Linked DNA regions of Mus musculus: region 1 is linked to region 2. The links are chromatin loops, found by intact Hi-C in ENCODE. Cell type or tissue: left cerebral cortex. All regions are shown on one strand. Links, peaks and the distances in the headings refer to the core of each region. The heading gives the core; the rest is flanking DNA.

The links. A loop is a pair of places that touch in the nucleus more often than their neighbours do. Peaks named below come from ENCODE experiments on the same cell type or tissue, not always from the same donor. Only the 100,000 strongest peaks of a DNase experiment are listed, where the experiment ranks them.
Region 1: a loop joins it to region 2, with 2.3 times the contacts of the local background. A loop is called at or near these places in 2 of 42 quality-filtered maps.

Annotation. Positions count from the first base shown.
Region 1 is chr11:61,084,503-61,097,386 of GRCm38, reverse strand. No RefSeq gene overlaps it. Among named protein-coding and RNA genes, the nearest start is that of Tnfrsf13b, 36 kb to the left of the region's middle. In left cerebral cortex, for the core only: a CTCF peak has its summit at 5,558 (motif pointing right); a DNase peak (open chromatin) is centred at 5,552.
Region 2 is chr11:60,823,296-60,836,179 of GRCm38, reverse strand. Dhrs7b (dehydrogenase/reductase (SDR family) member 7B) reads right to left here and starts at 5,549. Exons shown (of 7, transcript NM_145428.2): 1 at 5,449-5,549. The coding sequence starts at 5,468. In left cerebral cortex, for the core only: a CTCF peak has its summit at 7,082; DNase peaks (open chromatin) are centred at 5,554 and 6,349; H3K4me3 peaks cover 1,388 bases; H3K27ac peaks cover 1,280 bases.

The DNA of each region.
Region 1 (12,884 bases), core at 3,483-7,482, 260 kb before region 2:
GCCCAGGACGGGTGTAGCTGAGGTGTAGAATCGTCCTGCTTTTTGAGAAGCTTTCACACTGACTTCCATAGCTGACACCAGGAGTGGATGTGTGTCTCCTTCTCCACATCCTCACCAGCATCTGTGTGCTTTGTTCTTGGCTGGGACAGAAGTTCAGAGTAATGATAATTTGCATTTCCCTAATGGCTAATGATGTCAAACACATTTTAAAAATACTAGCCACTTGCATTTCTTCTCTTGAGAACTCTCTATTTTGTTCCATGGTCTATATTTTTAATTGGATTGTTTCCTTTTATTGAATTGTTTACATATTCTATATATTAGTTCTCTGTGGGATGTATATCTAGCGAAGAGTTTTAATCCACTTTGTTGTCTGCCTCTTTATTCCACTGAGTTTTCTTGTTGTGAGGTCCCGTTTGTTGATTACAGGTTTTCTGAATGATCAGTCTATTCACAAAGACCATTCCTGTGCTTGCATCTTGAAGAGCTCTCCCTACACCACCTCTAGCAGTTTCGGAGTTCCAGATCTTATATTGAGGTCTTATATTTGACCCATTTGTAGTTTATTTTTAGGTTGGGTGAAAGATGCATGTTTGGCTTCGTTGCTCTTAGTGTATCTATCTAGTTTTCCCACCCTCCTTTTCTGAAGATGCTGCTAGCTTCACTCTACTCTGTGTTTCAGCATCTTTATCAAAAACAACTGGCTGCGCTTGAATGGCCTTGAGTCCTCTATTCTATCCCACTGACCTATGAGTTTGTTTTTGTACCAATACCATGCTGTTTGCTTAATGATGGCTCTGTAGTATTATGTGAATCAGATATATTGACATCTCCAGTAGTGTTCCTTTTGCTCAGTATCATCATTGTCTTGTGCTTCCATATGAATTTTAAGATTTTCTCTGAAGTGGAAATGTCTGGTTTCTATGGAAATTCAGTTATGTCATAGGATGTTTCACTGAGGCAGACACAGGTGAGAGGATTGTGATGTTTAGAAAGAATTTAAGTGTGACCACAGGCAGTGGGGAGCCTCATGCATTGGTTTGCCTTGCTCTATCTCGGTGGTCTTTGCTGACGATCGACTTGTATTGGTTCACCTTACATGGCGTTGCTGATCTTCTCTTGTAGCGACTTCATAGAGAGTAACTCACCAAAGAACTTCTTGTGATATTCCAGCAGCTTTTTGCCACTTCCACAGACTAGCGCCAAACCTGTGAAGCCTCGTGTTTTATTCTGGATCAAGTTGCTGCTGCTGATTCATGTTTGGTGTTTTGCTAGTGGACTGAACTAAGAACACTGAAGACTGGAATTGCCCCCAAGGAACTATTTCTAAACAGATCCATATGCCCCATATCCTAAAACCTTTCTTTTCTGCTACCTCTGGTGGTGATGGGCTAGAAGAGAAGTTGAAGCATTTAAGAATCCTTATTAAAGTAGGTTGTGAAAAATACAAGTCTACGTTTTTTTCTATTTCTGTGAGGAACGTCACTGGTATTCTGATTGGAATTGCATTTAGTGAAGCATTCATTTTCAAACTATTGATTTCTTTAATTCATGTCCATGGAAAATCTTTTCATCTTTTGATGTACCCCTTGATTTCTTTCTTCAGTGTTTTACAGCTTTCATTGTAGAGGTCTTTTGCATCCTTGGTTATGTTATTCCAAAGTGTTGTTGAAGTCATTGTGACTGAGATTGTCCATCTGGTTTCTTTTTCAGTATGTTTGTCATTAATATGTTTACATTTTTGTATTAGTTTTGTATCCTGGCACTTTAATGAAGATGTTTATCAGCTCTGTAGAAGAATTTTAATCCAGCATCATGACTGCTCAGGCAAGGGATCACATCCAAAGACCTTCTAGGTCTGCTGGAATGACACATCCTTAATTCCTGGCTGGAATACAGACATGCCCTTAGTACATCCCTTTAATCCCAAACAATGAAGATAAAGTTAATTTGTAGAAGGAAGCAGTCATGCTTGAAAGTGACATCTAATTGAGGGGCAGACAAAGTGACGAATCAGAGAAAGATTTGAGCCAGAGATAGGATAGGCCCAACCCTCAGGATAACAGACAGGAAAGAGAATTGACTTAAGAAAGCAGGAGAGAGAGAGAGGGAGAGGGAGAGGGAGAGGGAGAGGGAGAGGGAGAGGGAGAGGGAGAGGGAGAGGGAGAGGGAGAGGGAGAGGGATTTACTGGGACAGTTTTACAGAGACAGGTTTCTGGTGAAGCTTGCCAAAATATTAGAAAAGATTGCCAGAGTTGTTTTAAGGCCAAGAGAGCAATTCAGTGAGAAGCCAAGAAAAGTCAGTTTGAATTAGTCAGCATTGAAAGGAGTTTAGGTCAGAACAGCTGAATTGAACCAGCCAGCCAGACTTCAGAAAGAACAAGAAAAGGTAAGCTTATTTAGCAGTAAGCAGTAAGATGACAATCACATCTGGCAAATAAAAGTTACTTTCACACAGCTCTAAGGGTTCTCTTCCAGAGTCTTCAGGGTCTCTTTTATTATCTGCAAATAGAGTTAGTCTGACTCCCTCTTTTCCAATTTTTCCATGTTTTATTTACTCCACTTATCTTACTGCTCTAGCTAAGACTAGAATTTTAAGTTCTGTATTGATTAAGAGTAGGGATAAGGACACCCATGTTTTGCTCCTGATTTTAGTGAAATGATTTGAGGGTATTTTTTTCACTTAGTATAATGCAGGCTGTGGGTTTGTCATATATAGCTTTATTATGTTGAAATATATTACTTCTATTCTGCATTTCTTCAAGCTTTTCACCATGAAGGGATAATGGATTTTGTAAAGAGGCCTTTCTGAATCTGTTGGGATGACCATGTGATGTGATTTATGTCCTTGAGACCACCTGTGTATAATAGTTACTCATTTACAGGTATGAGAGCACTCCTGAGCCTCTGATATAAGTTCAGCTTTATCCTGGCAATTCTTTTCATGTGTTATTGGATTCAGTTTGCAAACATTTTCTTTAGCCTCTTTTAGTCTAATTCATCAGTGAAACTGGTCTGTCACTTTCTTTCATTGTTTCATCTTTATCTGCTTTTGGTATCAGGGTATGCAAGTTTCATGAGAAGTTTGGCAATGTTTCTTTTTCTATTTTATGGAATAGTTTGAGAAGCATTGGTTTGGTTCTTCTTTGAATTACTAGTAAAAATCACCAGTGAATCTCTCAGAGACTGGACTTTTTTAGTTAGGAGATTTTTAATTGCTGCATAAACCACACTGCTTGTTATAGTAGGGGATGATTTGTTTATGCCCCCTTAATTTAATTTCAGCAGGTCATTCATGTCTAGAAATTCATTCATTTCTTTTAGATTTATCAATTTAGTGGCATGTGTTGTCCAGGTAATACCCAATGGTTTTCTGAACTTCATTGGTATCTGTTGTAATGGCTTCTTTTCATCTCTTATTTTCTTAATTTGGGTCTTCTCTCTCTTTATTTTGGTTAGTTTTGTTAATATTGTTTATCTTTCTGAAGAGCCAACTCTTTGTTTCATTGATTTTTTTTGTATTGGTTTGGTTCTACTTCATTAATTTATTCCCCTATCTTAAAGCTTTTTTTTCTCCCCATTTACTGATTTGGGTTTTTCTTGTTCTTTTTTCCAGGGCCCTCAGGTATATCAATAAGCTATTCATTTGAGATCTCTCTGACTTTTCCTTCCTTCCTTCTTTCCTTCCTCCCTCCCTCCCTCCCTCCCTCCCTCCCTCCCTCCCTCCCTCCCTCCCTTCCTTCCTTCCTATTTCTCTGTGTAGCCCTAGTTGTCCGGAAACTCACTCTGAAGACCAGATTGGCCTTGAATTTAGAGTTCCACCTGCTTCTGTCTCCCCAGCACTGGGATTAAAGGTGTGTGCCACCACCACCTGGCTTTCATTAGCATGTTTTTAAGTTTTGTATTTATGTGTAGATATGTACCTGGTTGTATGTGCACCATGTGCGTGCAGGCATTCTTGGAGGTGTCATCATCAGATTTCTTGGAGCTGGAGTTACAGGCAGTTGTGAGCCACCTTGTGGGTGCTGGGGACAGAGCCTGGGTCCTCTGCAAGAGCAGCTAGTACTGATCCATCTTTCCAGCCCCATCAAATATGTCTTTTAGATAAAATAGTTTATCACATGCTAGCATGTTAGTAATAATATAATATTCTTCTATTGGAATTTAAATTTTTGCTTAAAATTTCTAACTTTTACCCTAGCAAGATAAAACTTATATATTTTAATAATTATTTCATAGCTTAGTATTAATGAAGTAACCAAAGATGATACAACTAAATCTGTGAGATTTTAATTTTTGGTGTTCATATGCACACACCGATGGCTTCCTTAATTAGCATTATAATTCTGTGTCATCATTTAGCATTACAGCTTCTTAAATTACCTTAGATTTATTTTATTTCATGAGTCTGAATGTTTTGCCTGCATGCATGTCTATGCACCACACTTGTGCCTGGTACTCAGAGGTCAGAAGAGGGCGTTGAATGTCCTGGAACTGGAGTATCAGGTGGCTGTGGGCTGCCACGTGAGTGCTGAGTGTTAAAGCCTCGTCCTCGTCAAGAGTGACACGTGCTCTAAACGCTGAGCCAAAGTTCAGCCTCACACTTCTGTTTTAACATTGCATGATTTTAGCATCTGTCGGTTCTGCCAAAAATCATTTCCTTTCTCTTCTGTATTTCAGGCAATCAATCTCTCCTGGAGTCTAAACCCTGAGCATTCTAGATTAGGTGCCACTAGGAGACATGTAATGTGATTTGAACCCTGGCTATATTTTAGTTAAAAGATTCTTTTAAAAAAGGTTTGTTGTTATTGTTTTGTTTTTTATGCTGAATATGGTGGTGCACACCTTTAATGCCAGCACTCAAGAGGTAAAGACAAGCAGATCTATGAGTTTGAGGCCAGCCTGCTCTATAGGGCAGTTTTAGGCCAGCCAGAGACCCTTTCTCAAACCAAACCAAATTAACCAAACAAACAAGAATAAGGTCTCACAATGTTGCCCAGGTTGGTCTCAAACTCTTGGGTTCAACTCACCCTCCTATCTTGTTCTTTGGGAAAAATGAGACATTTTTAAAATATAAAATCTCTAACCTACTCATTCCTTTAAATACAGTGGAATGGATGCAACTTCAGACCATTCTCCTCTTCCAACTCAAGCATGTTTCTCAGAGCTGGTCTGGAAACTCCTTCCCAGCTCCGGTGTCCCAGCTAGATGTGGGCTATGGCACCGTGTAGGAACTTCACGAATGGATCTGAGATTGGGAGCTACACTGCTGAACCCACACGGCAGGACCCAGCAGCCAGCCTTCCGTCTGCCTCTCCCTCCCAGCCTGGCCTGGCCTGGCAGATTACTAATGCACATTTTACACTCTGTTCCTGCAGCCTTCTATAGCTCTCCCCTCCCCCCAGGGAGAGAAAGAGAGTTAATCACATGAAATAACTTACTTATGAATAAAATCTCTGGAGGGGGGGAAAAAAAAAAAAGAGGATTTAAAGTGATTTTCTAATCCCTCTTCCAAATCAGGTCTCTGAAGGGAATGAATGCGGCCAGCAGGTGGCGAGATACACAAAGCAGTGCTGATTTCCCACAGCCAGAATGCAAGGGTCTGAACTGTATTTTAACTGCAAAAGGAAATGCTAATCTAAATTAAATACCAAACTTCAATACAATTTTTTATAGAATACTAAAATCCCTCACTTATCAGTAGAACTGATTGTATTCACCTCACCAGAACACAGCCAATCTTACACTTCTGGCAATCTTACAGTAAATTAAATTCTGGCAATCTTACATTTACCAACTTGAAAATAAGACAGATAGTCTGTCCAATTTATTAACTGTACAAAATATAAAGTATCTCCCTTTGTCTTGCTGTACCTCCCCTCCCGACCGCCCCCTCCAAGCCCCATCTAACTCTAAGTGTGTTGGTGCCCTGCAGTAGGGCATACTGGGATAGAATGCTAGCATCTGTGATTGGTACCCTGCAGTGGGGCATGCTGGGACAGAATGCTAGCAGCTGTGATTGGTGCCCTGCAGTGTGCAGTGGGGCATGCTGGGACAGAATGCTAGCAGCTGTGATTGGTGCCCTGCAGTGAAGTAGGCATGCTGGGACACAGTGCTAGCATCTGTGAGACTCACATTCTAGATTTTATATTAAGCTGATGCAGTTTTGTTTTGTATTACAAACGGTGTCACTGAGTCATGGAGAGCACTTGTCAGCCTGTCACAAAAGAGCATTCAGGGGGTTGTCTGCCATGCTGCAGTTTCCCCCAAGTCCTAAGACACACCCAGTTGGCACTCACACAGTATGCGAAGTCGGTGAATGAAAACTCAGTGCTGTTGCACTGGGGACCACGTTCCCAGCACACCCAAACACCGCCAAGGGCACCAAGTACAAAAGAAACTGAAGCTGCCAAAGAGCTGCAGCCACAGCAGGGGAGCCTGGAGCAGCACCTCCACTTAAGCCAGAGTCTGTATCCATCCCCAGGACACCCTGAAGTGCCCCTTCTTGATGCAGGAAGTTGAAACTGGGAGTCTCACTTCTGCCCTTCCTTGTTAGTAAAAGAAGCAGAAGCAGAGATGGGTGCTGGGATGTCGGGCCCCAGAGCTAACTGCTCTGCTGCTTCAGGCCCAGCCAGGTCCACTGGTATATAGACCTAGTCATGCAAGAAACCACAGTTTTCTCCCATGTCATAAGAGTCTCCAGGAGGAAAAGAAAATGACAAATGGAACAATATCAGGAGAAGTGATAGGATGACACATGCTTCGTTGCTCCAAAATACTGTACATGAGACCGACAGCCGTCTGTCTCATGTACACAAAGAGATCAAACCACCTCTAAGCTTGTGGTGATTTGCATCTGACTCTTGCTGATGGTGACTTTGATAACAAGAATAAATGAGCTGTCATCTCAGCTGGGTTCTGGAGAGAAGTGTGCTGTGCTGAGCAGTTGGCTCTATGATGCTCAGCATGCCAGGAGACATATGCTGTGCTGAGCAGTTGACTTTCCAATTAGCAAATGGCCACACTCGCCAACTCACTGGCTTTCTAAAGCCCTCACCTTTGTGAGTCACTCGTGAGTTGGATCTCGCATCTGGCTGGGACGGATTCTAAAGCCACTAGTGATCAGTAGGATTAACAGACTCGTCTCGCTTAGAAGGATTGTCCCTTGTTGCATCCTAATAAATGGGATATTTACCCATGAATCGTCACAGGTCATCTGCATCCCATGTGAGTGGCACATTGAATTACAAAATGAGCGTGAAATCCATACAGGAAGCACAACCAAAAGTACCAAGTAAACAAGAGCCTGACAGACAGGACCGGTCAGCACATCTTTCAAGGTGCCTTGCCGTGTTTGTCTGGAAAACAGAGCCGACTTTGGGAAGGAATACGTACGCACTGTTGGGAGGATGGGAGCTCAGTGCTCAGCCACTGTGGAAGGAACTAATGTTAGAACTGCCTGAGCAGCACCGCCCCCGGGCGTACCCCTGGAGGTTCTGAAGGTTGTTGTGTGGTTCTCTCCCATGTCCTTTAGCGGACTTGATACTTAATGTCGATGTTTCTGGGGAACAAGTCACCCAGGGCAATACCTGTGTGTCTCTCTGTAGACCTGAGTGCCTTGCCACGCCATGGATACTTTGGGAATCCCAAGTCCCTCTGGTCCTACTAGAGACACAAAGTGGCCTCTGGTTTCACAGGACCCAGGTGCCTAGACTCACGGCTTGGAAAAACTGTGATCAGAGTCCATGTTACCTGATAGCCTCAGGGTGATCAGACTTCTCATAGACATGTGCATGCCTTCCCTAAGAGTGCTCTGAGAATTTATTATGTGACCTCCATGGTATGGGCTGGAAGTGCCTAGCCATTGAACTAGTCAAGGCATATTGAAACTAAGCTGACGTGTGTGTGTGTGTGTGTGTGTGTGTGTGTGTGTGTGTGTGTATTTCATACCCATGAGACTGGCAATGGAGGCCTAGAGGACCCCAAATGTTCTTCAGTCTACATTGGAAGGACAAAGAAGCAGAGCTCTTTGCTGGTGGCATCAATAATGAGAGATGCTCTCGCTTGTAAGACCGGTAAGCAAGCAGCATCACTCTCCTGACCTCTTCACGTCTGGGTCATTGCCAGATGATGCTGCCTAGTTTATGGAAGGAGCTCCTGCATCCCTAAGGCAATCTTTCCTGAAAGCCCACAGCCAAGATGCTCAGCTGATTCCAGATGGCAATTACAATAAACTATCATACAGGGCCTGGTGCCACAGGGTGGTTTTGTTTTTTGTTTTGCTTTGTTTTGTTTTGTTTTGTTTCTGAGATAGGGTCTCACCTTGTAGCTCTAGTGGGTCTAGAATTTGCTATGTAGAGCAGATTGACTTCAAGCTCATAGATACACCAGCCTCTATTTTCCAAGTGCTGGGATTAAAAGAGTGCCACGCTACATCTAATGAGGCACAGATTTTTTTTTTTTATTTAATCCCTGCTACTTAGGAAGCTGGGGCAAGAGTCTATGGATCTGAGGCCAACCTAAGCTGTGGAGAGCTCAAGGCTAGCCTGGGCTACTTTGAGACCTTATCTCAAAATAAAAGGTGGAATGTTGGGGATTGGTTCTAATGCTTTGTCTTAATTTGGCTCCCAAAATCACATGGGAAAGTGTGTCCAGAGGCCAAGGGTCTCAGTCTCCAGTTGGTTTTTGGTTGATCAATAAAAAGCCAGTGGCCAATAGCTTGACAGGGTGAAAGAGGCAGAATTGTTAGGATTCCCAGGCAAGAAATGCAGTGGGGAAGAAGAAGGGAGTCAGCCATGAGAGGGGCGTAGGATGAACTGGGTCATGACAGAGAAGCACAGAGATCAGAATTAAGAGCCCGTCAACATGCTCCAGGGGCAACTCCCCCTCCTTGGGTCAGGGGCAACAAAGATAAAATCTAGATTGATAAAGTGTTAACTAAGGAATACTGCAGGGGAGTGTGTGCTAGCCTTAGGGAGGTTTGGAAATGCCCTTCCATTAAACTAGTCAAGGCATATCGAAACTAAGCCAACGTGTGTGGATTAAGGGCGTGCGCCACCACCACTGGGCTAGTGTATTTCATTCTCAAGTCCAGAGAATTTTGGTGAGTGGCTAGAAGCTCTATCACCTGCTGGGAACCACAGAGCAGGTTAACTATTCACTGCTAAGGTGGTAAGAAACTGAGAGACAATATTTATAATATGGAAGTAGAGGGTAACCCATGTAACATTTTTAAAGCTCCTATAGCAGACAGGGAAGTGTGTACATTGGTCATCAGGATATCCTTGAATAGTCACAACCCAGGTGCAGGGTGATTAGGGAAAAGGTGACACTGGGAATCTGGGTGGAATCTAAGACAGCATGCTCCAGGGGAAGCGATTTATTGCCAGTCTTCCCAATAGCCATGTTATACAATCAGTCAATGTCCTCATCAACAGGCAAGCGGGTACACGAGAATACAGGATGCATTTTGATGGGATTTGTATCCATGGAGGGGGAAGGAACATCCAGGAAAAGAGAACCGGACTGGACAGCATCATAGTGAGTAAAACAGAAAAACAAATGTAGTATATTTTCTCTCCCACATGGGCCAAGCAGAAAGACAATATGTAGTCACAGCACATGATGTATCTGAGTGAAGGCGCTGTCAGAAAATCTATCATGTTGCCTGAGGGAAAATATACTAATAAAAAAAAAGTGAGACTGAGTCTTACTCTAAAGCCCAGGCTGGCCTGAACTCACTAGGTAGCCCAGGCTAGTCTTGAATTCATGACAATCCTCTTGTCCCAGTCTCAGTCTCCCAAGTGCTGAGATTATAGGCAGGAATCATCCATACCTAGCTTACAATCTTTTTTTAAACACACACACACACACACACACACACACAGTCACTCTGTGATGGTTTGTATATACTAGGCCCAAGAAGTGGCACTATTAGGAGATATGGCCTTATTGGAGTGGGTGTGGCCTTGTTGGAGGAAGTGGTCACTGTGGGCGTGGGCATTAAGACCCTCATCCTAGCCACCTGGAAGCCATCATCTTCTCCTAGCAGCCATCAGATGAAGATGTAGAACTCTCAGCTCCTCCTGCACCATACTTGCTTGAATGCTGCCATGCTCCCACCTTGATGATAATGGACTGAACTCTGAACCTGTTAGTTAGCCCCAATTAAATGTTGCCCATATAAGAGTTGCCTTGGATAGTAAATAAATAAATAAATAAATAAATAAATAAATAAATAAATAAAAGAGTTGCCTTGGTCATGAAGTCTGTTCACAGCAGTAAGACCCTAAGACCAACACACACACACACACACACACACACACACACACGTATTGTCTTGAAGTACCAGAGGCTAACTGTCCAAAGTCTGCTGGCTGAAACCAACCTGTTCAAACCACGTCTCTCCGGAGGGTCTGTGCAGAGTCCAGGCCTTGTTTTCTGTGTTGCTGGAGGTTGCTTTCCTTCCTTGGAGCGAGGCTTGTAGTCATTTTCTCACCTTCCTCTACATGGTACTAAAACATCCGCTGTCTCCATCTTAGAAAAACACCTTTGATGGTAGTTAGCTGACCCCGGAACTCACTTAGTCACCCCTATCTGAAGACCAGTAAGTAGCATTTGGTAACACCTGCAAAGTCCTTTGTGCATGATGGGACACTCACAGGGAGGAGGGCTTGTATACTTTGGTGACAGTTTTGCAGCTGACCCCAACAGGTTTCCTCTGACCTTACTTGATTCTGAAAATGAGGCCTGTTTGCTTATCACATGAGTGGTAATGTTGAAGTGCCAATATGGTGTTCCTGAGAAAGTCACAATCAAGAAACGGTGGCTTGGTTTCTGGTTTGTTTGTTTGTTTGTTTGTTTTTGCAAATAGAGTAAACTCTCCACCCCCTTCTCCCAGATCAGCTTCGTTAAGAACATGGAACTTGGCACACCTGTGCTGGCCCTTCCCACCCCCATGCCCTAGACAGTGGCTCCAGGTCAGCTGAGCTCAGAGGGATACTCTGAGGTTCCTCTGTGGGTCATAGCTGGTAACTCATAGACACATCATGAGCAGGAATTTTGATATAAAGTGGTGTTTCTCAAGTGGGAACATTTTCCCCCTCTACCCCGTAAGTGGCAAGAACATGACTAATAATATCCCCCCAGCAACCTAGCTGGGCCTCTGGGAAAGAGCTTACAGATAGCATCTGTGGTATCCTCTGTCATCCCTCTATGCCTGCATCCTAATTTCCTCATCTGATCTCACTTCGCCTTAACCACCTCTTTAGATACTCCAAACACTGAGTTAACATTCTGAGATAACAGGAGGTCACGAACTTGGAAGACAGCCTACATCCTGTGTCTCTGACGGGCCGACCTGGGAGAAGCTGGAAGGAAGAGTCCTTCGCTACACAGGTGGTGATTTGGACTAGGAGAACAGAGCACAGTTCCAGGAGTCAGGTCCAGCCACAGCCTGTGCTATAGGGGTTTTGGGAAACCACAGTCTGGCAGCCAACTCTGTGACTTCAACCTCTGTCCTCATTCTGGTCCTCCAAGTGGCAACCTCAGGTTGTCATCTCCTGCTCCTCACTCGTTCTCTTTGTCAGTACCTCTGGTCTCTGTATATTCTGCTCCTCAGTAGACTCTCAGCCCATTATTCAGCCACCATCATTAGAACCCCGACCCTTCTTTTTCCACCGGCCTCTCCTGACAAAGCCTCCAATTTCTGTCTGCTGCGCCTGTTTCTTAGGAGGAGGAGGGGACTTTTGGATGAACTCCACAAGAATGGAGACTGCTGCCAGACTCATAGTCTAAGGACCAGGTCAGTTCCATCAATCATTCATTCACGCACTCTCTGCCCATCCATCCACTTAGCCACCCACCCGATCCATCCATCCATCCATCCATCCATCCATCCATCCATCCATCCATTTAGCCATGGATGGCCACTCATTAATTACATATAAGCTTAGTAAGTGCCTTCCACATTAGTCAGAATGCATCAGCATACAAAAGAGACAAAGCTGGCTGCTTCTCGGAGCTCACATCAAAGGCTATGTAAATGTTTTCTATAAACAGTGAGATATTAAATATTTCAGGGTTTGCAGCCCATATGGTCTCTCACAAATACCAAACTCTGCCATAGCTGTACAAAGGCAGCCATCTATCCGTGGGTGAATAAGGGTGACACCAGCATTGAGACTTTGTATTCTTTTCATACATCATGATTGTGTTTTTATTAAAACAGCGGGGGGAAAAAAGAGAAGAGATTGTTTACCCCCGAGGAACCGTGCTATCTACACATCGCAGACACTTTGATTCATTTGTTTGTCCCTGAGCTCTCTGCCTTCAGTAGAGTTTCATCACACAAAATAAAGGGTCGCCTCTTCTCCCATTGCTGTGTGAATGTGCTTAGTGTTTCCCCAGTGTAGAAAAAAAGCCGTGGTGGCTTCTCAGCTGTCATGCTATTCCGGATTAATTTGGATGGTTTTTTTGTTTTGTTTTGTTTTGTTTTTTGGTTGTTGTTGTTGTTTTTGAAAAAAGGATTTCTCTGTATATCCCTGGCTGTCCTAGAACTCGCTCTATAGACCAAGCTGGCCTTGAACTCAGAGATCTGCCTGCCCCTGCCTCCCAAGTGCTGGGATTAAAGGCATGTGCCACCACAGCCACCAGCCACTGCCACCACCATCGCCTGGCTAATTTGGGTTCTTAAATACTAAGAGGGTGTTATACACCTTATATACAACTAAGATGATATGTATACACATACACATAACGGTATATGTTATCTATATGTATGTATACAGTGTGAAGTGACAATTTCAATTTTCCACATTGGTTACTAATAGGCTGACACCATCATTTGAAGGACCCTGTTGGTGGTGGCATTGCCAGTGGTCGTG
Region 2 (12,884 bases), core at 4,633-8,632:
AGAGAGCATCAGATTCCACTATGGATGACTGTGAGCTACCATGTGGTTGCTGGGAATTGCACTCAGGACCTTGGAAGAGCAGAGCAGATAGTGCTCTTAACCCCTGAGCCATCTCTCCAGCCCCATGAAAAGGAATTAAAGAAAAGCTTGAGCAGTGACAGAAACCATCAAGCCCCGAAAGCTGGTGAAAATGTATTTGAACAAAGAGGCCAAGTTCCAGTCCCAGCAAACAGAAGGTAGCAGTGCTGGCCACATGGTTCTTCTGGCTTTAGAGTCAAGAATCCAAGAAGGGATCATGGGATCTCCCTCCGAGGCTAAGGAAAGCTGCCGAGGCCAGGCGTGTGTCAGAAGTGTCCCTGCATGGAGGTCCAGAGAAGCTACTGTGTGAAGTTCTGAAGCTGAAGCCTGGATTGCATTAAAGATGCCAAGATGTTGGAGATGCTCAGGTCACTGTACACCTGCCCAGGGGAGCTGCTAGCAGGGAGTGGACCCAGCCCAAGAGAAATAAGTACAGTGCAGTCAACAGAACTGAAAGGAGCTGGAGATCTGAAGAGCACTTTGACACCAAACATGGGAGATACAGAATTTGAAGTTTTTGGTCTTATTCTCATCCAGTACTTCCTCATTGTGCTGTTTTCTCCCTTTTGGAATAGTAATGTATATCCTTTGCCCTTGCAAGTTGGAAGTGTGCGATCTGCTTATTGGAGCCAGAGAGTAGAATGTGGTGGTTTGAATGAGAATGTCTGCCACAGGCTCACAGATCTGAATACTTAGTCACCACAGAGTGGTACTATTTAAAAGGATTAGGAAGTGTGGCCTTGTTGGAGGAAGTATGTCATGGGGCAGGCGTGTGTGTGTGTGTGTGTGTGTAACTGAGATTTCAAAAAGCCCATTCTAAGCCCAGAGTCTCTCTCTTGCTGCTGCCACCATACTACTCCCTGCCATGATGATAATGAACTAGATCTCTAACACTGTAAGCCAGCCCCAATTAAATACTTCCTTTTATAAGAGTTGCTGTGGGCCGGCCGGGCAGTGGTGGCTCAAGCCTTTGATCCTAGCACTTGGGAGGCAGAGGCAGGCAGATTCTGAGTTCAAGGCCAGCCTGGTCTACAGAGTGAGTTCCAAGACTCACAGATGGTGGCTTATAACCATCTGTAAGGGGATCTGATGCCCTCTTCTGTCTTCTGGTGTGTCTAAAGACAGCAACAGTGTACTCACATATATGAAATAAATAAATCAGAGACAGAGAGAGAGAGAGAAAAGCAGCAACCGCATTCCAAGTTAAATTAAATGAGGTTATCCTGGACAGAGTTTCAGCTTACTCTCAACTCAAAGCCCTTCATGTAGTTAGTCATTTTAGGCTGGCCTCTTTTGTGGTAAAATGGCTAACAACAGCAACAGTAACAACAACAGCAACAGTAACAACAACAACAACAGTAACAACAACAGCAACAGTAACAACAACAGCAACAGTAACAACAACAACTGGGACTGTCCAAGCCACTGCACTGAAGTCAACATCACTCCTGTCAACCCTCAAATCATTATGCCCAAGCCACAACCATGCACCAGTAGACTAGAGCTTAGGTTATAGTCCTCTAATGGGTATATTACACCACAAACTTCCTTTCCCAAACTCCTGTGTAACTATAGCTTTGAAACACATCTTTACAATATAACTAGGAGCAGCCATTCTGGCCTATGATGAACCGCATACATAATGATGATGGCCCATAAGATTACAGTCTTCTGACATTGTAGCAATCCTGGTTTGTGCAAATACACAGTCAAATGTTTACGCAATGACAGCATTGTATTCAACCGCCGCTAAGCTGCATATGGCTGTATACTGTATTTTCCAAAAGACTCTGAAACAGACCAGCTTATAAAGGCGAGAACAATCAACCACATACTCACTTACCCAGCTTGTACTCTTCTGTAAACACCATCAGGTCCTTTAAGGCAGGAGAGTTCCAAGCCTGGGATTTAAGAGCTACAAGATCTCCCAGTCCTTAGCCAAAGACACCCAGATAAGACAAGACTTGCACCTTTAAGATATATGCTGTGGGGGCTGGAGAGATGGCTCAGTGGTTAAGAGCACTGACTGCTCTTCCAGAGGTCCTGAGTTCAATTCCTAGCAACCACATGGTGGCTCACGACCATCTGCAATGTGATCTGATGCCCTCTTCTGGTGTGTCTGAAGATACCTACAGAGTACTCATATACATAAAATAAGTAAATCTTTAAAAAAAAAAAAAAGGCTCTATGCCGTGTTCCTTCACTGTGTCCCTCCAGCATCCCACGCTGTGGAGCCTCTCCTCCATTCTTCCACACACTCCTCTAACTCCGCTGTGCTTCCCTCTTAGCTATTCTCATTTAGACACATTGTTTCGTTTTTCTCATCTTCAATTTTTTTTTTTTTTTTTTTTTTTGGTCTATTAGAATAAAACTTGTCGGCTGGGTGGTAGCAGTGCATGCCTTTAATCCCAACAAACGGGAGGCAGAGATCTCTGAGTTCAAGACCAGCCTGGTCTACAGAAACCCTATCTTGGGAAAAAAACAAAACAAAAGTTGTCAGTCACAGCAGTGCACACCTGCAGTTCCAGCACTGTGAAGGCTAAAGCTGAGGGATGAGTTTGATGCCAGCCTAGACTCCATAATGACACTGTGAAACAGGGAGGGAAAAAGAAAATAGGACTAAGCTACATTTTCCTCTTTTTTTTTTTTTTTGTTTGTTTTGTTTTTTCGAGACAGGGTTTCTCTGTGTAGCCCAGGCTGTCCTGGAACTCACTTTGTAGACCAGGCTGGTACATTTTCCTCTTAGTAACACATGTGTTACTAGAACATAGTAACTTTATTTTGCTATTCTTACCAAATCCCTAATCAATATGTAACTCAGAAAAGAATTTTTCTTTTCACCGTTATTTTATGTGCATTTATTTTGCCTACATGTATATCTATGTGAGAGTGTGAGATCTTAGGGGTATCCTTATGTGCTGCCAAAATTTATGTGCTAAAATTTGAACCTGGGTCCTCTGGAGGAGCAGTCAGTGTCCTTAATCACTGAGCCATCTCTCCAGCCCCCTCAGGGAAAAAAAACAAAAAAAAAACAAAAAAAAACAAAAAACTGAGCAAAGATTCTTTCCACTATAGCAAGTAGTTTCTCACAGTCTGTTCTCTATAAGGAAAAGTCTACTTAACCTGCTAATCCATGTACTAGAATAAAAATAAATGATCCCAAACGAACTCTTAATGTTGGAAAGGAAAAATTAAACAAGCAAGGAAGGGTCACCCGGCTCATAAAATAAGAAATTTCTAAGTCTGAAAGTTCGTAAAACTTTCAAGACTCAACAAGGCCTGCCGGTCCTGACAGCTGTATGAATAAACACCATGCTGAGGAGAGGTCAGAGAGCAAATGATTGCTGACAGAGAAGGCTGTTCAGTGGTGGAGCTGCCTGCAAGGTGAACAGAAACCAATAATGTAGCTCCCATTCTGAGACGGGCATTTCAGGGATGCAGACGCCTTTGAATTACGTTTCTTCTATGTAATTCCTCACCCAGTCACCTTAATAAACTCACCCATTTACCAAGCTAGACTTGGATGAACTTGCTCTCTAGCTAGAGTGAATAGACATTTTGTATCTTCCAAAAAAAAGTAAGTCTACCTGGGTCTGGCCTCCAGCTCCTGACCTTGTGACCTCCTGCCTGGGGAGTAATTGCAACTACCAGCATCCCCCCCAAGTGCCTGGCACTAGGGTTTGAGGAGGAACCTGGGCCTCCATACTAAGCGGGTGCACAGGACTTGTAACAATCTTTCAATAATTTCTCTTACAATGACCAACTCAAAGGCAATCTTGGTTCCCTGGATGAGCATGGCTTTTGCATAGAGGAATGTATCTAAAAGCCTGCCTCCCCTCATTAATTTGCTGCAGCTAAGCTTCCAGGACTCTTCCGAAATGTAGAGATACTACTACTGACTTCATACTCTGCTGTGATGAGGAAAGTGGGTATCTACAATAGACAGATAGTGGTGGGTACTCCAGTTAGTTTCCCTTCCTGCACTTCTAAAACAAGTAGGTCTTGATGCCTAATTCAAACCTTATCACTAAGGGGTCCCTTGCCACCTGCTACTTCTCTAAAGCTTTCCACTACCCCTACAGGGTTACAAGACTGAAAAGTCTTTACAGGCAATTCCACTAAAAGTAGTAAGTACGGGGCTGGAGAGATGTCTCATTAGTTAAGAGCACTGACTGCTCTTCCGAAGGTCCTGAGTTCAATTCCCAGCAACCACATGGTGGCTCACAACCATCCGTAATGTGATCTGATGCCCTCTTCTGGTGTATCTAAAGACAGCTACAGTGGGGCCAAGGGCTTCCAAGGCTGTGGGTTATGGGAAGCTCTAAGGACAGAGGGCCAATGAAGGCTGTGGATATGCACAGTGGAGACTCTTTTAGTTACTGTATTGACATTGCCTGCACTGTGTATTGCTCAGACAGGATGTGCTGGGCACTAAAGATCATGCTGCCCTGGCACCCAAGTGTTAAGGTCAGCCCTTCAACCCTCTGCTTGACCATGTGAGCATCCTGGATCCCAAACATGAGATCCTGCCCACCACCACCATCTCAGAACAAAAAGGTGGGAAGCCAGAGCCAACTAACATGTCCCAGTCAGTGCCTACAGGGTCTTAGCAGCTGTGTCTGGAGGCTGGCTGTTGTCCTGTAAAGACATTTAATAAAATATCGCATAAAAAGGAAAAATAACAAAAGTAAATACCCACCTGAGAGCTAGTGCAAGTGTTTGTGTGGAAAGGCGTATGTATTAACTCTCAAATCACTATACTAAAGGCTAATGAACTGAGAGTAATGTATGAGTACCATGTGTTGAGTACATGTAGCCACTAGCTAAGCCCTTGCAAGCAAAAACTTATTTACTCTTCACTACTGCCATATTTCTAAAGTTTTAACTGAAGAAACGGTCGCTGAATGTTTAAGGCATCCACCCACAGTTGCACCTGCTAACCGGCACAGTTAGGGTTGGAAGTGTCTAATCTAAGAAAGCTGTTCTCATGGATGTTCCAAAGTCAGAATCTTGCTCGCCCTTTCCGAAAACCCAGATCTCCTAACCATCCCCGGGCAGGAGTGCCACTGGGGTCATGCCACAGTAGCTATGCACACGCGACCTTGCGCGCTCTAGGCTCCAGACCCTGAAACGCACACACAGAGACCAGGTGATCTCCGCGATGAGCGTGCCGGGGCGGAGTGCCTGAACCCTGCTTCCTTCACTGTGGGGCGCCGCGGGGAACCGGAAGCTATCAGGATCCACAGCCTCCCCAGAACGTGCTCAGCCTCACTCAGTCACTTAAAGCAGATGTACCCCGCGCCTCCGCTTTAGACAGGACACCGTCCTCATTTCCACTCACCAAGAGGTTGCAACATCCCTAGCCTTTACCTAAAGGACGGAGAGATCATGGTCAATCAACTTCATGCTCCCGCCTCGGAATTGACGAAATGCAGCTTGGTTCCGTCCAATCACAATACTCGGGAAGCACATGCGCTCTGAAGATGCGCCCAACAGAGGTAGAGTTTAGCCTTTGCGGTCTAAATGACGTCAGTCTGCTTAAGTCCTATACCGTAAATCTTCCGGAGGAAAATTCTAAGTAGTGGTTTGGGTTCCATCGGTTTTCAGAAAAAACTGAACTTGCTCTGCAAAGCTGAGTTTGATGGCATATGGCTGTTATCCGAGTACTTGAGAAATGAAGGGAGGCAGCTCAGGAATACAAGGTCCCCTTTGGGCTAGGCTGCATGACACTGCTTCAAAAAGCAAAAATAAATGCTACAGTTGCCAAGATTATTATAAACGGCGATGTGATGTTGTTACAAAGATGGGGAGAGGGGGCTCGGTTTTTGTTTTTGTTTTTTAAGGAGGTTAGAAACAGACCTACACATAAGTAGTCACTTTTCCTTCCAACAAGGAGCCACATTTAACACAACTAGGAACGTACTATTCTAGTATTACTATTATATATATATATATATATATATATATATATATATATATATGTATATATATATATTACATACATACATTATATACATACATACATATATACATAAATACATATGTGTACATATATACATATATATACATACATATATGTCACTATTACATGTAATATTAATACTATTAATAGTGCTAAGTCTAGGAACTTTCTTTATTCTTTTTCTTTCTTTCTTTCTCCCCCTCACCCCGCCTCTTTTTGGGTTTTTGAGACCAGTGCTTTCTTTATGTAGCCTTGGCTGTCTTGGAACTCGTTCTTTACACCAGGCTGACCTCGAACTCACAGAGATCTGCCAGCCTCTGCCTTCCAAGTGCTGTGAGTTCAAGACTAGCCTGGTCTACATCGCGAGTTTCAGGACACCCAGGACTACAGAGAGAGACCTTGTCTCAAGATAATAATTATAACAACAACGTCAACAACACAAGAGAGTGTATAAGCAATACAATTTGTAATACATATAGCTGGAAATAAATTTTATTTCAAAAGATACAAAGTTTGCAGAAAAAATTATTATCTTAGTTTTTCAAGACAGGGTCTCTCTGTGTAGTCCCAGTTGTCCTGGAATTTACCCTGTAGACCAGGCTGGCCTCAGAGATCTGCCTGCCTCTGCCTTCTGAGTGATGGGATTAAGGGCATGAGCCACTATTGCTCAGCAAATTTATTGTATGTTCATTATTGACTGTTTATTGTAGATGAGAGGAGCTTGCATAAAGATATTTCATGCAAGTTTATAATGTACTTTGGGCATACTCTCCTCCATTCTCTCTAGCCTCCTCTTTCCACCCCCACTTAAGTGTAAGGAGTCACACAGACACACACCCTTCTCTGTGTAAGCTGAAGCCAAGTAGAGAGTTGAGTCGGAATTCCATCCCTCACTGACAAGACCACTTCCCACGTGTGAAAAGAGGCCATGCAGAGAGCAATAACTAAACACTCTTTCCCCTCCCAGTGTCAATGGAGACTTATTAGAAGTCTGGACTTCCATTTGTACCAAATAGTAACAAAGAGTTCCTCTAGGTGTCAGTGAAGGACAAGTGGAATTTACAGACTTCCACATCCATCTGCCAATAGCAAAAAGGCATAAGATTATCCTGCCAAAGTATTGTCCAAGGAAGCCAGCTTAAATGGAAAATGGAAATAGGATTCAGACTCTTAAGGTACTTAGAAGTCCAGGTTTCTGTCAAAAAGCACTAGCTTTGGGCTAGAATATATAGCACAATGTTAGAGTACTTGTAAGCATATGCAATGCACTCAGTTTTATCCGTAGCACAAGAATGAAAATTGAAAAGCATATGTTTTTAATAAGAAACTGAACTTTTTTCTTTTTTAACATTTTTTATATTTTTATTAGTCCTTTGAGAATTTTGTACAATTTTTAAAAAAGATTTATTTATTTTATGTATGTGAGTACACTGTCCTTCTCTTCAGACACACCAGAAGAGGGCATCAGATCCCCATTACAGATGGTTGTGAGCCACCATGTGGTTGCTCGGAATTGACCTCAAGACCTCTGGAAGAACAGCCACTGCTCTTAACCACTGAGCTGTCTCCAGGTCAACCTTTTTCTTTTAAAATCTTTATATGTATGGCTGCCTCACCTACATATATGTTTATGTACTAATTGTGTGCCAAGTTCCCAGAATCTCTAGAAGAGGTTATCAGATATACTGATACTGGAGTTATAGGTGAATGTGAGCTGCCTTGTGGGTACTGGGAATTTAAACTGGGTCCTCTGGAAGAGCAGCCAGTGCTCTTAACTACTGAGCCATTCATCTAGACCCTCCCCACCCCCGATAGATAACTTTTAGATGGTGCCTCTCCTCTCCCTCAGGTGCCTCTTCCTCACTATCTTGCTGGCTTTGGACCTCTTCTCCTCAATAAGCTTAAACAATATATCTATTTCTGAGTCCTTCAACAGCAGCTGCCATTGGGAACAACAAAGAAAGGAGACTCAGGTGACAGGGAAATATCTGCTTGGTCCTGGATCAGCAAGCTAAGAAGTTTCATGGATATTCTATCAGTTAGGGTTCTCCAAAGGAACAAAGCTCAATAGTTTATATATAGATATAAAACAAAATGAGATAGATAGATAGATAGATAGATAGATAGATAGATAGATAGATAGATAGAATTGATAGAATATATATATGGATGGGGTGTGAGTGTGTGTGTGTGTGTGTGTGTGTGTGTGTGTGTGTGTGTGTGCATTTTATTAGAGTACCTTACAGGATACAGTCCAGGTAGCCCTACAAAGTCTTTCTCACTGTGGAAAAGCCAAAGTCTGCTAGTTCACTCAGTCCTCAGTCCATGAGGCTGGCTGTATCAGCAGATCAGCAGTCTCAGTGTGGTTCTGAAGTACTTGGTGGAGTCCCAGAGAGCTGCTGGCATTCAGTCTACATTGGAATCCTAAAGAAGTTGGACTTAGCACCAGCCCTAGAAACAGCACAGATGCACTTGCCAGCAAGAGTAAGGGCAAGCAGGAAGCAAACCAAAGCTTTCTTCTTCCACGTTCTTTTATCTGGGTTGCCACTAGAAGGTGTGGTCTTGATTTAGAGTGGGTCTTCCTGTTTCAAATAACCTGATTAAGGAAAATCCCTCACAAGGGTGCCTAGCAGTTTGGGTCCCAGTTAATTTCAGATGTATTCAAGCAGGCAAACAAGATTAGTGATCACATTCTCTAGTGAGCTCCCAGGAGATGTAACAGCTTTACGGACAGAATGAGAGAGATTAGTTCTGCCCTACTTAGCTTTATGCTCCTATTCAGTAAGAAGCGACAATGTACTGGATGATCCTCTGAGCTCCCATCTTCAGGAGTTCATCTGGGCCTGCTCGAAACTGACCATTCATAAAGGAGGGGGTGGGAAAAGCCATGGAACCCTCACCTGAGTATCCAGCTACCCTTCCACCAAGTTATATGCAGTTCTTCCCTTGGAGCCTGGAAGGAGGGGCTAGAGTATCTAGGTATGTAAGAACCAAGAGGGGGAGCTCCAGTTATGGGGCCATGGGTTAACCATCATCCCTGCAGGGTACAGATCTTTCCATATCAGCATTAAGGTCACCAATCCTCTTGCCTTTAATCCCGGACCAATTGCTCTGTTGGTCCTATTAGCAAGCCTATTCATTGGTTCCCCTCAAGTGTACCTTGGTGGAATCAAACTTTGATTTGTCATTGTGACCCTGAGGGGTGAGTAGATGTTTCTTAGCATGTCCTACAAAACCCAGGGTGATGTAACCACAGGCTTTTCTACCAGTACACCACTTCCTGAAATAATGACTCTGAGACTTAATTATATCTGAATGCCTAAGCCACAAGCTTTGGCTCATTCCTTAACTAACCCTGGGCTCATAACTTAATTAACCTGTGTATTCTATTCTGTGAGATCCACATGGCTGGTTACCTCTTCTCAGTTTCATGTGCCTGTCTCCTGAGAGTTAGGGCGAATCTCCTCTTGCACCTGACTCTATCCCAGAGTTTCTCCCTCCCTACTGGAACTCCCACCTCCTTGTTCCTGACTCAGCTCATTGGTCAATCAGCCTTTTATTGACAGGTGATGCTTCCATATAGTACACAGAGATTCTTTCTACTGGATGAAAATTATTGGAACAAGTAGAACAAGCCAAGAAGGCTGATCTTCTGCCTTCCACTCTCGATTCCTACCTAAGGAATCAAGGAGAGAGGAGCAGTGGTGGCGCACGCCTTTAATCTCAGCAGTTGGGAGGCAGAGGTAGGCAGATTTCTGAATTCAAGGCCAGCTTGGTCTACAGAGTGAATTCCGGGACAGCCAGGGCTATACAAAGAAACTCTGTCTCAAACAAACAAACAAACAAACAAACAGTGGGCTGGAGAGTTGGCTCAGCAGTTAAGAGCACTGACTGTTCTTCCGAAGGTCCTGAGTTCAAATCCCAGCAACATTTGTCCAGCTATCTGTAACGAGATCTGGCGCCCTCTTCTGGAGTGTCTGAAGACAGCTACAGTGTACTTACATATAATAAATAAATAAATCTTAAAAAAAAACCCCAAAGAAACAAAAAAGGAATCAAGTAGAAAAGTTTCTGGGGGGAAATTGAGATGAACAAGCTTAAGGAATAGTTTAGCCACCTGGAACTCAACCTGGCCTATGCACACACTCTCCTAATAATACATTTGGCAGCCCAGAGCACTCATCTGAGTGTACAACACACATACACAACCTCTCCAAACAGTGTACCTAGCAACTTGTTAGCAACCTAGGGAATCCATCTGTGTTAGGCTCCATGCATTCTAAACAATAGAGTAAGTTTCCCTTGCTGAGCGGTGGTGGCACACATCTTTAATCCCAGCACTCAGAAGGCAGAGGCAGGCAGACCTCTGTGAGTTTTGAGTCTACAGTGTGAGTGAGTTCCAAGATAGTCAAGGCTATACAGTGAAACCCTGTCTCAAAAAAAAAAAAGTTTCTCTTAATGATCCTTAAACTTAGATTCTATTCCTCTCAGGCACAAGCGATGGAAGATTAATCAGCCTGACTAAGTTTTTGTGTACAGCAAACTGGGTCTTCAGGGTGAAGTTTTAGGGGAAATCCCCTATTCACCATTCTGTGCCTGTGCCTGTGCATTTGATTAGAGTAGGTGCATTCTACGATGCCAACGTAAAGCACTACTCTCTGAGCTGTTGCCATCAGAACAGCAGTGAACACTCAAAGGAGCGGGCCTGTTAACTGTTGCCACTCCTACATAGAAGGGGGAGGCAGAGAGTCCTCAGACTTTAGTCTTAGTCAACAGTGGCAGTAGAAAGCAAACAGTTCTGTTAATGATTAAGTCTTGGACCAAAAAAGTGGTGTGCATTAGGCAATCCTTCACATGGTTATAAAGGCAGGAATAACTTTTACCTCCTTATATAGCCAAATTGTCATGACCCAACACATACATCCAAGGGAAACAATTAGTCCTGAAGTCAAGGGCTTTGACAACATTATCTATCATATATTTGGTCTTTACTTTTCCCAGTAATTGGTGTGATCATCTGTGTAAAGGCAAAGCCAAAGATAATAAGCAAAATACTGTACTCTAGCAGTGGGATTCTAACTACCTGGAACCTGAGGATACGGTAACTTCTTTTATTTATTTGGTTTTTTTTAACCTTTTATTTATGTATTTATTTATTTATTTATTTATTTATATATTTGGTTTTTTGAGACAGGATTTCTCTGTGTAGCCCTGGCTGTCCTGGAACTCACTCTGTAGACCAGGCTGGCCTCAAACTCAGAAATCCTCCTGCCTCTGCCTTGCAAGTGCTGGAATTTAAGATTTATTTATGTATTTATTATATGTAAGTACACTGTAGCTGTCTTCAGACATTTCAGAAGAGGGTGTCAGACCTCATTACAGATGGTTGTGAGCCACCATGTGGTTGCTGGGATTTGAACTCAGGACCTTTGGAAGAGCAGTCGGTGCTCTTAACCACTGAACCATCTCTCCAGCCCCTTTACTTCTTTTTTTTTATTTTTTATTTTATTTTTTTTAAAGATTTATTTATTTATTATATGTAAGTACACTGTAGCTGTCTCCAGACACTCCAGAAGAGGGCGTCAGATCTCGTCACGGATGGTTGTGAGCCACCATGTGGTTGCTGGGACTTGAACTCTGGACCTTTGGAAGAGCAGTCGGGTGTTCTTACCCACTGAGCCATCTCACCAGCCCCTCCTTCTTTTTTTTTAAAGATTTATTTATTTTATGTATTTGTGTACACTGTCACTGTCTTCAGACACACCAGAAGAGGACATCAGATCCCATTACAGATGAATGTGGGCCACCATGTGGTTGCTGGGAATTGAACTCAGGACCTCTGGAAGAGCAGAGGGTGCTCTTAACCACTGAGCCATCTCTCCAGTCCCTCTTTTTTTTAATTTATTTATGTATTTATTTATTTTTTATTTTTGAGATAGGATCTCAAATAATAGCCTTAGTTGATCTGAAAGTCACTATGTAGATCAGGCTGACCTTGAACTCATAAAGATCTGTCTGCCTCTGTCTCCTGAGTGCAAGGACTAAAGGTGAGTGCCACCACCCCCAGGCATAATGATTTCTAATACCTCAAACAGACAGAATCTAATGCCTAATTTCCCCTGGCACCTCACTTAATGGCCAGCTTAGTGACTCAGGTAAGTGAGCTGCCAAAACAAGTTTACTAGAATTCTCTATATGGCCAGAGATGACCTTAAACTTCTGATCCTTTTGCCCCGACCTCCCAAGTATTAGGACAGGATTGCACCACTGTGGCTAATTTGTGCAACACTGGGGATGGAACCCAAGGCTTCTTGCAAACTTTCACTTTATCGACTGAGCTATATATCCCATCCTCACAGTGTCTAACTTTATTAAACCTTTGTACAGTAAAGCCAGAGAGCTGGTTCCCCAGGCAAAGGCCCTTACCACTAAGCCTGACATCCTGACTTCAATTCCCAAATTTATCTTCTGACCTCCACATATGCATCATGCCATACCCCTCCCAAACACAATTTAATGTAAGCTTAAAACCCTTTGTATCCTTTTGGGCCTTTACTCTCGGCACTTTAGGTATTACAGTCACAACAACCTATGCGATATTTTTGCCTCTATCCAAAAGAAAAGCAAACTTCTTAGCAAGGAGGTAGGGTTTTTTTTTTTTTTCTTTGCTTCGTTTTGTTATTGTGGTTTTTCTTTTCCTCCCTTATTTTTACGTGTCTGGAGAGTACACAAGCATGCAGTGCCTGAGGTGGCCAGAGGAGGGTGTTTGACCTCCAGGACTGAAGTTACACATGGTTGTGATCCACCCTGTAGGTGCTGAGAATTGATCCTCAGAAAAGAACAA